Linked DNA regions of Homo sapiens: region 2 is linked to region 1. Evidence: read pairs that join two places in POLR2A ChIA-PET (ENCODE). Cell type or tissue: K562. All regions are shown on one strand. Links, peaks and the distances in the headings refer to the core of each region. The heading gives the core; the rest is flanking DNA. Region 1 holds the start of LOC105372379 (a long non-coding RNA gene). Region 2 overlaps LOC124904701 (hepatitis A virus cellular receptor 1-like).

What was found. Peaks named below come from ENCODE experiments on the same cell type or tissue, not always from the same donor. Only the 100,000 strongest peaks of a DNase experiment are listed, where the experiment ranks them.
Region 2: POLR2A ChIA-PET joins it to region 1 with 5 read pairs; 2 of 35 experiments call an interaction of 5 or more read pairs at or near these places.

What each region holds. Positions count from the first base shown.
Region 1 is chr19:35,200,949-35,209,272 of GRCh38, forward strand. It overlaps LOC105372379 (a long non-coding RNA gene), which reads left to right and starts at 4,173. Exons shown (of 3, transcript XR_935938.2): 1 at 4,173-4,328; 2 at 5,205-5,444. RefSeq lists enhancers at 2,134-2,651, 2,652-3,169, 3,170-3,687, 4,663-4,832. In K562, for the core only: no CTCF peak of the experiment used is centred there; a DNase peak (open chromatin) is centred at 4,553; H3K4me3 peaks cover 220 bases.
Region 2 is chr19:35,095,069-35,103,392 of GRCh38, forward strand. All of the region lies in intron 1 of LOC124904701 (hepatitis A virus cellular receptor 1-like), which reads left to right. HPN-AS1 (HPN antisense RNA 1) reads right to left here. Exons shown (of 4, transcript NR_024562.1): 2 at 4,137-4,319. Among named protein-coding and RNA genes, the nearest start is that of HPN-AS1, 7.1 kb to the right of the region's middle. In K562, for the core only: no CTCF peak of the experiment used is centred there; a DNase peak (open chromatin) is centred at 1,070.

The sequences.
Region 1 (8,324 bases), core at 103-8,102:
GGCTGATTAGCTCCCACCTTAATTACCTCCTGACATCACCTCAAAGCTCACTTTAGGCTGAAGAAAAACTATAAAGTAAATGCTTCTTATTTTACTGCCAGTGAAATGATGAGCTTTTCAGTGCTGTGGATTTTTTTTTTTCTTATCATGTTCACGTCTGACCTTTCAGAGGCTGACTTCTAAAATGCAGGTTAGCAAAAGTCATGTCAGGAGGAGATGGAGATGTCTCCTCTCCTCTGCATCTGTGAAGAGGACAGTGAGTGCAATCTGCACCATAAATCTAGTTTGCAGAATCCGATAGGACGAGGTGTAAAAGAGGGCATGGCAATGCGGGAGTAGCTTTGTGAGAATTGCTCTTTGCATAAAAACCAGAGGCCTCGTGCTGCCTCAGATCCCGCGTGGCCGGGATGCTCACATCTGCAGCCTGGTATCTCCATCTCTCACTCTGCTGCTACATCCTCTCCACTCCAGCTATGCTGTGCAGACTCACCATCCTCTCTCAGCACTGGTCTTTTGTACACACTATTCCTTCTCATTGAAATACTGTTCCCCGCATTCTTTGTCTAGTTAAATCCCCTCATCCTTTAAGTCTCTGCTCAAACTTCGTGTCCTTGGAGAAGCCTTGTTCGAATTCCTTCTGTTATCTTCTCTCATGAATTCCTATACTTCTCCTTCATAGCAGGTGTATAGAACATAGCACACATAAGGCACGTGTTTATATGTGTTTTTGTGGTTGAGTAAAGTGTGCCCCCGTCCTTTTAGGACAGCCTGTGCCAGGGCAGGGACCAGGTCTTGGTCACTGCTGACTAGCAGTGTGCTCATAAAGGTTTGACAACCCTTGTAGGGGCTGGGGGATGCTGACTTATAGAGTTGCTGATTCCGTAGTATAAATCTTCCACCACGACTGATTTCAAGCTACCAATGTGAGTTCAACCATAACTCCTGAAAAACTTAACAAAGGGCTCTTGTGAGTTGGGATAAACTGGCTTCAGCACATAATATGGTTTGGCTGTGTCCCCACCTAAATCTCATCTTGAATTGTAGTTCCCATAATCCCCATGTGTCAGGGGGAGGAACGCAGTGGGAGGTAACTGAATCATGGAGGAGGTTACCCTCATGCTGTTCTCATGATAGCGAGTGTGTTCTCATGAGATTTGATGGTTTTATAAGGGGCTTTTCCCCCTTTGGCTCAGCACTTCTCTCTCTTGCACCAGGTGAAGAAGAACATGTTTGCTTTCCCTTCCACCATGATTGTAAGTTTCCTGAGGTCTCCCTAGCCATGCTGAACTGTGAGTCAATTAAACCTCTTTTCTTTATAAATTACCCAGTCTCCGGTACGTCTTTTTTTTTTTTTTTTTTTTTTTGAGAGAGAGTCTCGCTCTGTTGCCCAGGCTGGAATGCAGTGGCGCAATCTCAGCTCACTGCAAGCTCCGCCTCCCAGGTTCATGCCATTCTCCTTCCTCAGCCTCCCGAGTAGCTGGGACTACAGGCATCCGCCACCATGCCCGTCTAATTTTTTGTATTTTTAGTAGAGACAGGGTTTCACAATGTTAGCCAGGATGGTCTCGGTCTCCTGATCTCATGATCTTCCCGCCTCGGCCTCCCCGAGGATTACAGGCGTGAGCCACTGCACCCAGCCTTCAGGTATGTCTTTATTAGCAGTGTGAGAACAGATTAATACAGCACGCCACTGCTGCTGACCCTCCAACACCTGGTACAGATTTGTGGAATGAATGAATGAAGTTAGGCCCAGAAAGCAGAGCCTCCTCTGCCTGTGCCTATCCATGGTATACTCTCCATCTGTCTGCTGTAGAAATTAGCTTTAAGCAAAAGTACAGCATTTTCTATCAAGTAAAATACATTCAGTGTAATGCAAAGGAATATTCTATGAGTAAAACTTTCCCATTTTCCCCTGGTGTTAAAACATACTTTCTAGTGTGTAATTAGAGCTTTGCATGCTGTGAGTAGTGACTCGTTAGTGGTTCATGAGATCAATTTAGAAGGTCCTAACCAGCAATTTTTTTCTGAAATGGAATTAAGTAGAAGAAAAAAGAAATTTCAGAGTATCAGAGTTTGTCTCCAGCCTTAAGTAAGTGTTACTTTGGTAAACTCTTATTGTGAGTGTGTATTGTTGACAGAAAAGCCAAACTTTGTGAAATATTTAAAGAGGTTTATTCTGAGCCTATAAGAGTGGCCATGGCCTGGGGTACAGTCTCAAGAGATCCTGAGAACATGTGCCTGAGGGGGTCAGGTTACAGTTTGGTTTTATACATTTTAGGGAGACAGGAGTTACAGGCAAAGACATAAATCAATACACGGAAGGTGTACATTGGTTCAGCCTAAAGAGGTGGGATATCTTGAGTCAGAGGGTGGGGAACAGGGCTTACAGGCGGATTCAAAGACTTTCTGATTGCCATTTGGTTGGAAGAGTTAAGCTTTGCCTAAAGACTGAAGAAGTCCTTAGAAAAGAATGCTTGAGCTAACATAAGGGGTTGTAGAAGACAAGGCCCTTGTTATGCAGATGAAGTCTCCTAAGTGGCAGCGCTCAGAGAACATGTGACCAGGGTCAGCTTGGAATTTGGGATCTGATTGCCATAAAGAGTCTACTCTGTCAGTCCTGTGATCTGTATTTTAATGTTAATGTTGGTCAGTTGGGCCTAAACTCCAGAAGGGAGGGGCTAGAATGAGGCATGTGCACCTCCCATTTCTTCATGGCTAGAATTCAGTTGTTCAGATGTCTCTGGGGTCCCTTTGGCCCAGAAGGGGGTCCACTTAGTTAGTTGGGGGGCTCAGGATTTTATTTTTGGTTCAAAGTATATATTCTAGGTTGTGATGTCAAATGACTCTCTTACAGTTAACAACAAAAGTGTGAAAGCTACTGTGGTTGATAGCAATATCCTTTGGTTTAGTAGCTTTGTTTTATTTTCCATGTTATTACTTGGAAATTCTTTTCCCCTGGACCCTCCTAAGTCTCTGTCTCCTATCCCCCAGAGACCTAAAGGGTGAAGACACTGAGCTTCCAGATTTGAGGGCAGGAGAGTCCTAGTGAGGCCTGGCTTGGAGGCCAGGGAACTTCCTATTCCAGTCTGCAATGTTACCCTTCAATCTCCAGCTCCCCTGGCTGTTGGTGCCCACCCCAGAGTTGTGGAAGCCCTTTCAGTCTAGCTGCCCCACTTGGTGACAGCATGGGCAGGGCAGGACAGGGAGCATCATGGGGTTCATGCTTTCTGCCGTCCAGCCTCCCTACATGCAGGGCGATGGCCCCTAGCTGACCCTTGAGAGCTGAGGGGAGGCTAGGAAGAGGGTTAAAGGCGAAGCCAGACCCAGGCCATTACTGAAGTCACATGGCCTGCCAGGAAACCCCTGTCTATATTGTAGCTGGTTGAACTAATTATATTATAAATACTTTTCCATTTTCTGCCTAGAACCATGCTCTAGACATCTGCATGAGGTCATTAAACCTGCACCACAGCCATGCACACACACGTGTGTGTGTGTGTGTGTGTGTAAAAGACAGACATGAGGTATAGAAGAGCAATATAGAGGTCTCCATATTATGGGGGAACAGACAGTCCCAGAGCAGGGAGGTCACTTGAACAGGGTCACAGAGGCAGGAGGCCACGAACCTGGCTGGACACTGCAGGGCCAAGCAGGTAAACACTGTGCCTGACTCGCACCCAGACTTCGCAACAACCCTAGAATATTCATAAGTCAGTAATAATAGTGTTACAGGAAAGGAGTCCCGATCCAGACCCCAAGAGAGGGTTCTTGGATTCCCACAAGAGAGAATTCAGGGCAGGTCCATAAAGTGAAAGCAAGTTTATTAGGAAAATAAAGGAATAAAGAATGGCTACTCCATAGACAGAGCAGCCCCGAGGACTGCTGGTTGCCCATTTTTATGGTTATTTCTTGATGATATGCTACACAAGGGGTGGATTATTCATTTCTCCCCTTTTTAGACCATAGAGGGTAACTTCCCGACATCGCCATGGTATTTGTAAACTGTCATGGCGCTGGTGGGAGTGTAGCAGTGAGGACGACCAGAGGTCACTCTCGTGGCCATCTTGGTTTTGATGGGTATTATCTGGCTTCTTTATTGCATCCTGTTTTATCAGCAAGGTCTTTATGACCTGCATCTTGTGTTGACCTCCTATCTCACCCTGTGACTCAGAATGCCTTAACCATCTGGGGATGCAGCCCAGTAAGTCTCAGCCTCATTTTACCTGGCCCCTACTCAAGATGGGGTTGCTCTGGTTCAAACGCCTCTGACAGGGTGACAACTGTGACCACAACAGATTCACAAACATGACATTTTCAGAGAGAGGAAGGTATGCAGGGTGGTGTGATTTGGAAGAGGCTGTGGGCGTAGAGGGATGGGTAATTCAGTTGGGGTGGTCAGGGAGGGCTGCTTGGTGGAGGGGACTCTTGGCTGAGACCTGAGGGCTGTGAAGTTCTTAGAGAAGGGTGTTCCAGGCAGAGGGAACAGCAAGCACAAAGGCCTGAGACGAGAGCTAGCTTGGTATGCAAGAGGAACAGAAAAGAGGAAGTGAGAGTAAGGCGGGGGAGGGAAGGGGCAGGGAATGGAGGCTGTGGAGAGGGGAGGGTTTCCAGGCAGCCCAGGACCCTCAAGGAGAGAAACGTTGGATGTAGTCTCCCAGGTAGGGTCCATCTGGCCCTTCCTCCTGGCTCCTGCGGAGTCCGAGTGGCTCTTTCCCTCCTTCCCTCCTCTCCCCTCCTCCTTCTCTCCCTCTCCATTTTCCCTGCAAGGTCTGCAGCCCAACTCCAGCTCTCCCATTACTACAGGGGCTGGTGGGTCCTTCTGAGCAAGAAGATGGGGCTCTTTGTCTACAGTGTCTGTCTATAGTCATTCACCCACTCATTCATTTAATCATTCACTCATTCATTCATTCATTTAGCCACTCATTTGTCAAATATTGATTTTTCTCAGGTGTTTTGCCCTCACAGGTCCTGCCGCCTAAAACACTGACTTCTTATCTCTCAAGGCTTTGCTTTCAACACTGTCTCTTCCAAGACCTCTCCCTGACCACTCCCAACTTACTAAACCCCTATCACCCTGTTAGCTTTTGAATGCTCTTCATGGTAAAACAGGACAGGTTGATGCTCTCCGGGGCTCTCTCTACACACAAGAGAGAGATTAGCCTGACGGGCATTCGTTTACCCTTCTCATTTTCTTTGGGAACCAGCCTCCCCTGCTCTTAGTCTATGTGATTCGGACACAGCCAACTACATTTCCCAGATCCAGAAATGAACACGCCATTCCAAGTAAAGCCAATGAGAGACAGCTGCAGGACTTTTGCTGGAACTATTGGGAAAGTGGTGTTTCTTTTTCTGCTATGGTTACTTATCTGCTATGCTCTAAGCCTGGAACTGCTGGAGGTCATCTTTGCTGCATGAAAATGAAGTCAATATTGAGGACAGCAGAGGTGAGAGGGAGAGAGGCATAATCCTGAGTGTATTGCAGGGGCACCTGGATCCAGCCATACCTGAAATCCGAGACTTTCCATTCTAAGAACCAATACATTCTCTTTGTACTTAAGCTAGTTTGGGTTTTAATCACTTGTGCCAGAAGGCCTGATTGATAATAAAACCTCAAAGATAAGCAGGCAGTCAAGCTTAGGTACTTTCCTTTTAAGAGATGCGGGCAGGTGCTTCCTTCTCTCAGAAACCACTCCTCCTCTAGGACCTTCTATTCTAAGAAGCCTGGGTGTTTGAGGTTCGTTCATCCTGAGGCATAAAAACAAGATCAAAGTGCCAGGCCAGACGGAGGCAGAGTGTCTACAGAAGCAGCCGTGCAACTAGCAGCAGGAATTGGGAATCTGCATTATTAATAAGCAAGCCCATTTTCCTTTACTTCTTTGTAAGCAGAGCCTTAATTTTATTAGCCTGTTTATTAGCTCTGACCATGTGTTCAGAAAAAGTACCCTCAGCCTCTGAGTGATCTAAGCCAGGCATAGTTCTCCTGTCTTCTTGTTGGTGATTGGTTCTGGAAAAGGCTGGGACACACTCCTGGCCAAGGAGAAGTCACAGCAGTGACTGACTTGGAGGGGGAGTCTGCTGGGGGCTGGCTAGTGGAAGGCATCTGGGGTAAAATGTTTTTGCTCTTAAAAAGTACTGTAGGAGGCCAGGCATGTTGACTCAGGCCTGTAATCCCAGCACTTTGGGAGGCCAAGATGGGCAGATCACTTGAGGTCAGGAGTTCGAGACCAGCCTGGACAACATGATGAAACCCCATTTCTATTTTTAAAAATACAAAAATTAGCTGGGCATGGTGGTGTGCACCTGTAGTCCCAGCTACTCAGGAAGCTGAGGCAGGAGAATCACTTGAACCTGGGAGGCGGAGGTTGCAGTGAGTGGACATTGCACCACTACACTCCAGCCTGGGTGACAGAGTGAGACTTCATCTCAAAAGAAAAAGAAAAGTACTGTAGGAGGCCAGGTGTGGTGGCTCACACCTGTAATCCCAGCATTTTGGGAGGCCAAGGCAGGAGGATCGCTTGAGCCCAGGAGTTCGAGACCAGCCTGAGCAACATAGCAAGACCCCATCTCCAAAAAAATTTTAAAAAGATACACAAAATTTGCCAGGCGTGGCGGTGTGTGCCTGTATTCCTGGCTACTAAGGAAGCTGAGGAGGGAGAATCACCTGAACCTGGGAGATCAAGGCTGCAGTGAGTCATAATCACACCACTGCACTCCAGCCTGTGTGACACAGCGAGATCCTATCTCAAAAAAAGAAAAAAATAATAATGTAAGAGAAATAAACTTTTTCTTTTCCTCGCAGAGAGAATGTGGCAGTGTGAGGAGGCATTTGCTGGCTTAAGCTGGGCTCTCAAACTCTTAGTCTAGAGCAGAGTTCTAACAGCATCACGTGTTTTTGCTTTCTCTTTCATCCACGTTGAAGAAGAGGGGGTAGTAAAAATATTCCTCTGGTTTAACAAAAAATTCACAAATATTTATCCTTTTCAGAATCTACATGCAATTTAAGTATTAGTCCCAGAATCACAGATGCTGGAATGTTAAAGTTTCTTTGACAAGACATACTGATGATCTCTGAAGTCCCTGCGGCCTGCAAAGAATATTTGCAAACAGAGTTTTATGATGCTGAGGATGATTCTGAAGCCACAGAGAAAGACATCATTTTTCTTCTTTTCTTTCTGCAATTTCTTTCATTAGCACTTCGGAGCACCTATAGTCGCCATGAGTTGAAATCTCATGAGTTAGTAGTAAGAGCAGAATCAGAGAGGCTAAACACTGAAAATACAGAAAGGAAATGGGTAGAGTAGGATTTTAGCAAGAGGAAGTATACGGTTGTGATGCTTTGCACCTATAGGAAATGATGGCTGGGGCTGTGGCAGCCACGTTACCACCGTGAGGGATGACATTGCCCACATGCTGAGGAGCCTGAGTCTATAAGAACATCATTCAACTGATGCATTGACCCCTGGAGAACCTCCCCGCCTTTGGGGGACCAGCAGTTCTGTAAAATAATACGTGTCCTTATTGCTTTTTTTTTTTGAGATGGAGTCTGGCTCTGTCCCCCAGGCGGGAGTGCAGTGGCGCGATCTCGGCTCACTGCAAGATCCACCTCCTGAGTTCACGCCATTCTCCTGCCTCAGCCTCCCGAGTAGCTGGGACTACAGGCGACCGCCACCATGCCTAGTTATTTTTTTGGATTTTTAGTAGAGACGGGGTTTCACCGTGTTAGCCAGGATGATCTCAATCTCCTGAGTTCACGCCATTCTCCTGCCTCAGCCTCCCGAGTAGCTGGGACTACAGGCGACCGCCACCATGCCTAGTTATTTTTTTGGATTTTTAGTAGAGACGGGGTTTCACCGTGTTAGCCAGGATGATCTCAATCTCCTGACCTCGCGATCTGCCTGCCTCGGCCTCCCAAAGTGCTGGGATTACAGGCACGAGCCACTGTGCCTGGCATCCTTATTGTTTTAAGATGTTTGGAATTTATTCTTCTCTTACTTGCAGCCAACAGCATCCTACATGAGGCAGCCAGGGTAAGTGGTCCACATACAATGGGTGAACAAGTGCTTATCCAGGAATTGAAAGAGCCTGGCTCATTCAGTGCTAGGACCAGAGCCCTCAGTGGACATTGTCCCACCTTTCAGCACTGAGGATGCCTCCTCCCCTCCAAGCCAGTCATTGCTGTATGTGATCATGTTAATTAGGTATCCATATTCCACAGGAGGGAGCAACGAGGTTTTCTTTTTTTTTTTTAAGATGGAGTCTTGCTCTGTTGCCCAGGCTGGAGTAAAGTGGTGCCATCTCAGCTCACTACAACCTCCTGGTTCCAG
Region 2 (8,324 bases), core at 316-8,315, 110 kb before region 1:
GGAGGTTGACTTGGGAGGATCACTTGAGCCCAGGAGTTGGAGGCTGCAGTGAGCCATGGTAGTACCACTGCACTTCAGCCTGGAGGACAGAGTGAGGCTCTGTCTCTAAAATAAAATAAAATAAAATTTTAAAAAAGAAAGAAAGAGGCTGGGCACAGTGGCTCATGCCTGTAATCCAAACACTTTGGGAGGCTGAGGCGGGCAGATCACGAGGTCAAGAGATTGAATCCTGGTCAACATGGTGAAACCCTGTCTCTACTAAAAATACAAAAATTAGATGGGGGTGGTGGCACATGCCTGTAGTCCCAGCTACTCGGGAGGCTGAGACAGGAAAATCGCTTGAACCCAGGAGGTGGAGGCTGCAGTGAGCTGAGATCGCACCACTGCACTCCAGCCTGGGTGATGGAGCAAGACAAGGAAGGAAGGAAGGGAGGGAGGGAGGGAGGGAAAGATGAAAGAAAGAAGAAAGAAAGAAAGAAAGAAAGAAAGAAAGAAAGAAAGAAAGAAAGAAAGAAAGAAAGAGAAAGAAAGAAAGAAAGGGAGAGAGAGAGGAAGGAAGGAAGGAGAAAGAAAGAAGAAAGGAAAGGAAAGGAAGAAGGAAGTAAGGAAAAGAAAAGAAAAGGAAAAGAAAGAAAAGAGAAAGAAAGAAAGAAAGAAAAGAAAGAAAGAAAGAAAAGAAAGAAAGAGAGAAAGAAAGGGAGAGAGAGGAAGGAAGGAAGGAGAAAGAAAGAAGAAAGGAAAGGAAAAGAAAGGAAGAAGGAAGAAGGAAGGAAGGAAAAGAAAAGGAAAAGAAAGAAAGAGAAAGAAAGAAAGAAAGAAAGAGAGAGAGAACAGGGAGGCCAGCGGCCAGTGTGGCTGGAGTGGAGTAAACCCGGGGAGAGTAAGGGGTGAGGTCGGAGCGTTAATGGGGACAGATCCTGTAGGGCCTTGTGGGTCACTGTAAGGACTTTGGCTTTCACTCAGAATGGGTTGGGAGTTCCAGGGATTTCAGGGAGGGCTCTGAGCCCAGGAGGCCCCTGATCTGACTCAGGTGTCAGCAGATCCCTCTGGCTTCATGCAGTGGACAGATGGCCGAGGACCTGGGGGGAGCAGGTAGACTGGAGAGGAGGCTGACAGAATTGTTCAGGCAGAACGTGGCAGTGGTTGGAATCAGGAAGAGGGCAGTAGAGGGAGTGAGACATGGTTAGATTCTGGAAATATTTTGAAAGGATCAGCTGTGGGATGAGAGAGAGGGCAGGTTCCAACATGATTTGGTTTTTGGCCTCCGCGTCCTGGACAAGCTGCCACTGCCTGAGATGGAGAAGGTAGGAGAGGAAGCTTGGGGTAAGATTAGGAGTTCAGATTTGAACGTGGGGAGTTCGAGGTGCCTCTTTTCTCCCAGAGCTGGGACACAGCAGGATGCAGACACCTGGAGTTCTAGGACTGGTGAGGGCATTTGGGAATTGTCAGAATACAGCTGGGGTTTAAAGCCAGGCAAGTGGATGAGAAAAGTAAGGGAAGGGAAACGAAGGGGAAGGGGCTAAGGTGAACTTGGCAGTGTGAGGTGTGAGGTCCTTGGTGGCATGGAGCAGACAGCTCGGCTTGGAGATTCATACACCTTACCTGCTGTGGGGTCATGAGGAGTGTATGGATGGCACTAGGGGGTGGGAGATGGTAGGGGGAAATGGATCCTGAGCTCTTCCCCTGCACTGCAGGTGGACAGCCAGGCGGTAAGCAGGGCCTGGTGCTCCTGCAGGTGGGCACCTGGCTCCAGGTACAGTTCAATGGCCACAATATGCTGTTGGTGTGCGTGGGGCCTGAGTTCTGGAGCCACCTCTGCGGACTCTGTGGCAACTTCAGTGGCGACCCCAGTGATGACAAGGTGCTCCCCAGCAGGGTGCCCACCCTCAGTGATGCCATCTTTGGCAACGCCTGGTGGACCCAGGACAGCCGGCCTGGGTGGGTGGCTGCCTGGGACCAGGAAGGGCCCGGGTTGGGAGAAATACAGGGCTCAGGGAAAACAGTGGGCAGACAGGCAGGCTTTGAGAACAGAAAGGTGGAAGAAGAGGGTGTGAATTGCACACACAACTCTCAGGAGATTGATTCAGGTAGAATCAGGAACAATGATTATACCCTTTCACGGATGGGGAAGACTGAGGCATGGAAGGGCGAAGCATCTGCCCAAGTTCCCACAATAAGAAATGATGGAACGGGCCGGGCATGGTGGTTCTTGTCTGTCATCCCAGCATTTTGGGAGGCCAAGGCAGGAGGATCACTTGAGCTAAGGAGTTTGAGACCAGTCTGGGCAACATAGCAAGATCTCGTCTTTATTAAAAAAAAAAAAAAAAAAATTAGCCAGGCCTGGTGGTGGTGCACACCTGTATTCTCAGCTACTTGGAGGCTGCGGCAGGAGAATCTCTTGAGTCCAGGAGTTCGAGGTTGCCATGAGCCATGCTGGCACCACTGCACTGCATCCTGGGTGACAGAGCGAGACCCTATCAAAAAAGAGGGGAAAAAAATGGTGGAACAGGGATTTGAGTCCAGGCATTCTGGCTTCAGGGTCCCTGATCCTAAATACTCCACCCCCCCACCTCTCACAGGGGAAACAGGAAGCACTCCTCACAGAGACCTTATTTATTTATTTATTTATTTATTTATTTTTGATTCCTGCTCCGTCGCCCAGGCTGGAGTGCGGTGGCACGATCTCGGCTCACTGCAACCTCCGCTTCCCAGGTTCAAGTGATTCTCATGCCTTAGCCTCTCGAGTAGCCGAGATTACAGGCACACGCCACCATGCTCGGCTAATATTTATATTTTTAGTAAAGATGAGGTTTCACCATGTTGGCCAGGCTGGTCTTGAACTCCTGACCTCAAGTGGTCTGCCCACCTCGGCCTCCCAAAGTGTTGGAATTACAGCCATGAGTCACCGTGCCAGTCTCCCTTCACTGAGACCTTAGTCCTGCAAAGTCCAATGCACCAAACACACGTGCTATTTAAATTTATGTGTAAATTAAATTAAACATCTTCTGTCACACTACCTATATTTCAAATACTCGGTAGCCTCTGGTTGCTAGTGCCTGCGGTATTGGATGGCACAGACTTGGGGATTCGTCCAAGTAGCAGAGCTGGGATCTGAAGCTAACAAAGTTGGTTCCAGAATCCAGGATCTAACTAATAACTATCCTGGCTGGGCGTGGTGGCTCACACCTGTAATCCCAGCACTTTGGGAGGCCAAGGTGAGCAGATCACCTGAGGTCAGGAGTTCAAGACCAGCCTGGCCAACATGGCAAAACCCCGTCTCTACTAAAAATGCAAAGATTAGCCGGCTGTGGTCGTGGGTACCTGTAGTCCCAGCTACTTGAGAGGCTGAGGCAGGAGAATCGCTTGAACCCGGGAGGCAGAGGTTGCCAAGAGCTGCGATCGCGCCACTGCACTCCAGTCAGGGTGACAGAGCGAGACTCTGTCTCGAAAAAAAAAAAAAAATTAATGACTCCCTCATGTTGAGTAACTGTATGAAAATCATTTGTTACTATGGGGTTGAGGTTTTTAAACGTGTCTAAAACTGCACCAGGAGCTGTCAGCTGCTGGGAGGGAGAACCTGGTGCGGGCAGAGGAGGACTAGCCAAGGGTGGCCAGGGGGGAGGCAGGAGGAGGAGGAGGCTTGGAGGTGGTGGTGTTGAGTCCTGTGATCCCCCAGCTGCCGGCGGGACCCTGGTGGCGCTGAGCCCTGCCAGGACAGGCCCCGGGTGGAGCAGCTCTGCAGTGTTCTGGCAAACCGCTCCGGGCCCTTGGCCAAGTGCCACTGGTATGAGAGCCCCGTGTCCTACACGCAGGTGTGTGTCTCTGACCTCTGCCAGTATGGCACGGGCAACCGCATGCTGTGCACCATGCTGGAGGCCTACGTCCAACTCTGCGCCCTGCGCTGCGCGTTGCCTGCCCGCGTGGCGAGCCAGCCTGGGATGCAGTTACGTGCTCCTTCCCTTTCACCGCCCCCAGCTCCAACGATGGCCTCCCCACTTGGCTAGCTAGGATGCCTCCTTCGCCGGTGGATCGGAAGCCCTCATCCCCAGGGAGACCCCAGCCCTGCCTAGGATGTTAACCCAAGCTTCAAGCCAGACCAGGGCTCCTCTTGGGCCCTTCCTAATCCTACCTCTCACCTCCCAGCACTGGACCCTATATTGTCCGAGTTGCTCACTGTGTGCTGCAAGTTTGAAGTGGCCTGTGGGTGTGACATGCATAACAAACCACGTGGTTAAAAGTTTCATCGGAACAATCGGGAGGCTGCAGTGAGCTGAGATCATGCCATTGCACTTGGCCTGGGCAACAGAGCAAGACCCTGTCTGGAAAAAAAAAAAAAAGAACAGTGGCAGTTTGGGAATCGTCCTGTGGTTCATTCCTGCCCTTCCCTCCCCTGCACTCACCCTGATTTTTTTCTCCCTCTAATTGAGGGAGCAAAGGTTTCAGGGTTGTGGCCTCTGGGCGATCTTTCCCCTCCCCCAGGTGTGGCGTGTCCAGCCAACAGCTACTATGACTCCTGTGGGCCACCCTTCCCGGCCACCTGTGCTAGCCTCAACTCCTCCGCGCCCTGCACCCTCCAGTGCACAGTGAGCTGCTTCTGCCTCGAGGGCTTTGCCCTGGAGGCGGGCATCTTCGGTGCCCCACGCTTGCTGCGGCTGCCACCTGCAGGGCCGCTATATCCGCCTGGGTACTGAGGTGCTGCCTGCAGCCCCCTGTGATCAGAGGTGCGTGTACCATGGACCTGGACGCCCGCTCGAGTGCCACCCTCATGCCTGCAGGCCCTGTGAGCTGTGCTGCCAGCACAGGGGTGTCTGGGGTTGCTACCCCATGCACTACGGGACACTGTGGCTGTACGGAGACCCCCACCTGCACACTTTCAATGGGACCCACCATCAGGTTCAAGGGCCTGGCTGGGAGATATTGGCTAGAACATGCCGGCCACACCACAGCGCCTATGCCATCTGGGTGGAGATCAGGCGCCAGGAGCCGTGGGATGCCATGTGGGCCCAGCAGGTGGATGTGGATGTGGCAGGATGGCAGCTGTCACTGCTGGCAGGACAGTTTGGAGCCGTCCAGGTACTTGTCACCCAGCTCTGGTCCTGGGCCTCCAGGAACTCTAGTGAGTAATGAGCGTGAAGAACAGCAACGCCGGGCGTGGGAGCTCACGCCTGTGATCCCAGCACTTTGGGAGGCTGAGGCAGGAGGATCGCTTGAGGCCATGGGTTCAAGACTAGCCTGGCCAACATGGCGAAACCCTGTCTCTATAAAAAATTTAAAAATTTAGCCACAAGTGGTGGCACGTGCCTATAGTCCCAGCTACTCAGGAGGCTGAGGTGGGAGGATCATTTGAGCCCAGGAAGTCGAGGCTGCAGTGAGCTGAGATCACGCCACTGCACTCTAGCCTGGGCAACAGAGACCCCATCTCAAAGAAAAACAAAAACAAAAACAAACACAAACAGGCTGAAGAAATGGTGGTGGCCCAAGGGCCTTCCCTTTGGAGAAAGAGCTACTGGGACCTTTAGAAGTGGGCAGAGGGCCCCAGCCCTGAGCTTCAGAGGATCCACCCGCTTTGGCCTCTTCTGGCTGCGTCCCACTCCGTGGGCTTTGGAGTCCTCTGGGAAACGCCCCTGACCCCTAGAGCCTGGAGCCTGCATGGCCCTCCCCTTCCAGACCGTGCTCCAGGAATGGGAATTCCCTGCCTAAAAGGCTCAGAGCTGCTTCCAGGGTCCACGCTGGCCTTGTCCCCAGGTCCATCCTCACAAGAGTGGACCATGCGGCCCACATGACGCATTCTAGGCAGCATTGCAGGAAGCCAGTGTGGACCCAGCTGGGCAGAGCGGCCCAGGCTAGATGTACGGGGATGCAGTGCCTCTTGCAGTGAGGGCCAGAGCTGGGGCTGCACAGAGAAGAGACGGGCCCAGGGCAGTCTCTCCTTGGATGCCAGATCCTGTCCAGGAAAAGTTGGAAATTCTGATTTTGCACCTGACCACCAGGACGCTAGGGAGGTTTATGCATCAAGGCAGGAGGATAGACCGTATTCCATGTAATAGTGTGGCAGCTTGGTTTGTAATCTTAAACATGAAGATGTGTAAGGTGTGTGCCTCCATTTCTACTCTTGTCTGGGCCCCTCAGGGTTGATGGGTGTTGGGTCCACCTGGGGTTCGGTGGATGCTTTAGCTGGCAACGTGGTAACACGGTGAAGCCTGTGGTGATGGGCCCAGGGGACCAGGACTGAGTCCCACTGTGCCATTTGCTAGCTGTGGAACTGGACCTAGTGGCTTTACATCTCTGTGCCTCAGTTTCCCATCTGTAAAAGGGAAGTGAATGGTACCTACCTGTATGTGAGGATTAAGAGGTGTGAATTGTCTAGGAGAAGGCATTTAGTAAGGGCATAAAAGCATTTGATCAATAAATAACACAGGTGAGGTGTGATGGCTCATGCCTTTAATCCCAGCACATTGGGAGGCTGAGGCAGGAGGATCACTTGAGCCTAGGCAACATAGCAAGACCCTATCTCTATTTAAAATTTACATTTAAAATTAAAAAATAATAGTAAATAAATAAAACATGTAACTGCAAAGTCAAGCCAACGTTGTACCACTAGTGCTGCATCCCCACCCCCAGCAGGCAGAGTAAAGTTGTAGTCTTTAAAAATCTGAGGCCGGGCACGGTGGCTCACGCCTGTAATCCCAGCACTTTGGGAGGCCGAGGCCGGCAGATCACCTGAGGCCAGGAGTTCGAGACCAGCCTGACCAATATAATGAAACCCGTCTCTACTAAAAATACAAAAATTAGCCAGGAGAGGTGGCATGCGCCTATAATCCCAGCTACTCGGGAGGCTGAGACAGGAGAATTGCTTGAACCCAGGAGGCAGAGTTTGCAGTGAGCTGAGATCGCAGCACCATTGCACTCCAGCCTGGGCAATAAGAGCGAAACTCTGTCTCAAAAAAAAAAAAAAAAACAAACAAAACTGAACTCAGGAGCCAGGTGTGGTGGTTCGTGCCTGTAATCCCAGCACTTTAGGAGGCCGAGGCAGACAGATTGCTTGAGCCCAGGAGTTTGAGACTAGACTGGGCAACATAGTGAGACCCCACTCTACAAAAATAAAAAAAATTAGGCCGGGCGTGGTGACTAACACCTGTAATCCCAGGACTTTGGGAAGCCAAGGTGGGTGGATCACCTGAGGTCAGGAGTTGGAGACCAGCCTGGCCAACATGGCGCAACCCCGTCTCTACTAAAAATACAAAAAATTACCTGGGCGTGGTGGCAGGCGCCTGTAATCCCAGCTACTTGGGAGGCTGAGGCAGGAGAATTGCTTGAACCTGGGAGGCGGAGGTTGCAGTGAGCCGAGATTGTGCCACTGCACTCCAGCCTGGGCAACAGAGCAAGACTCCGTCTCAAAAAAAAAAAAAATAAAAAAAAATAAAAAAATAAAAAATTAGCTGGACATGGTGGCGCATGCCTGTAGTCCCAGCTACTCAGGAGGCTGAGGCTGAGGTGGGAGGATCAGCTGAGTCCAGGAGGCAGAGGCTGCACCATGCACTTCAGCCTGGGCTACAGAGTGAGATCTTGTCTCAAAAAAAAAAAAAGAAAAGAAAAGAACAAGAAACGAACTCAGGTCACATTCCTTCTGTCTCAACGCCCTCCCATGGCTCCACCTCACTGAGTGAAACTGTGGCCTATGTGACCCTACAAAACTGGTTTCTGTCACCTCTCTGCCCTTGTCCCCTCCCACCTGCCCCTCACTCACTCTGCTCCAGCCGCAGTGACCTCCTAGTGTCCTCCCATACTCCAGGCAGGCTCCCACCTCAGGGCCTTTGCACAGGCTGTTCCCTCTGCCTGAAACACTCTTCCTGGAGGTCCTCATATAACTGATCATTCTCATCTTTCAAGTCTCAGCACAAATGTTACCCTCTCTGAGAAGCCCTCCTTGACCACACACATGAAAAGAACCACCACTCCCACCCTCTCTCTACTGTAACCCTACTCCTTTTCTTTTTTTTTTTTTGAGACAGAGTCTTCTGCCGCCCAGGCTGGAGTGCAGTGGCGGGATCTCGGCTCACTGCAGGCTCTGCCCCCCGGGGTTCACACCATTCTCCTTCCTCAGCCTCCCGCGTAGCTGGGACTACAGGCACCCGCCACCTCGCCTGGCTAATTTTTTGTATTTTTAGTAGAGATGGGGTTTCACCGTGTTGGCCAGGCTGGTCTCGATCTCCTGACCTCGTGATCCGCCCGCCTCGGCCTCCCAAAGTGCTGGGATTACAGGCGTGAGCCACCGCGCCCAGCCCTTTCTTTTGAAGTATCTGTCAGTCTCTTAAATCATCTTT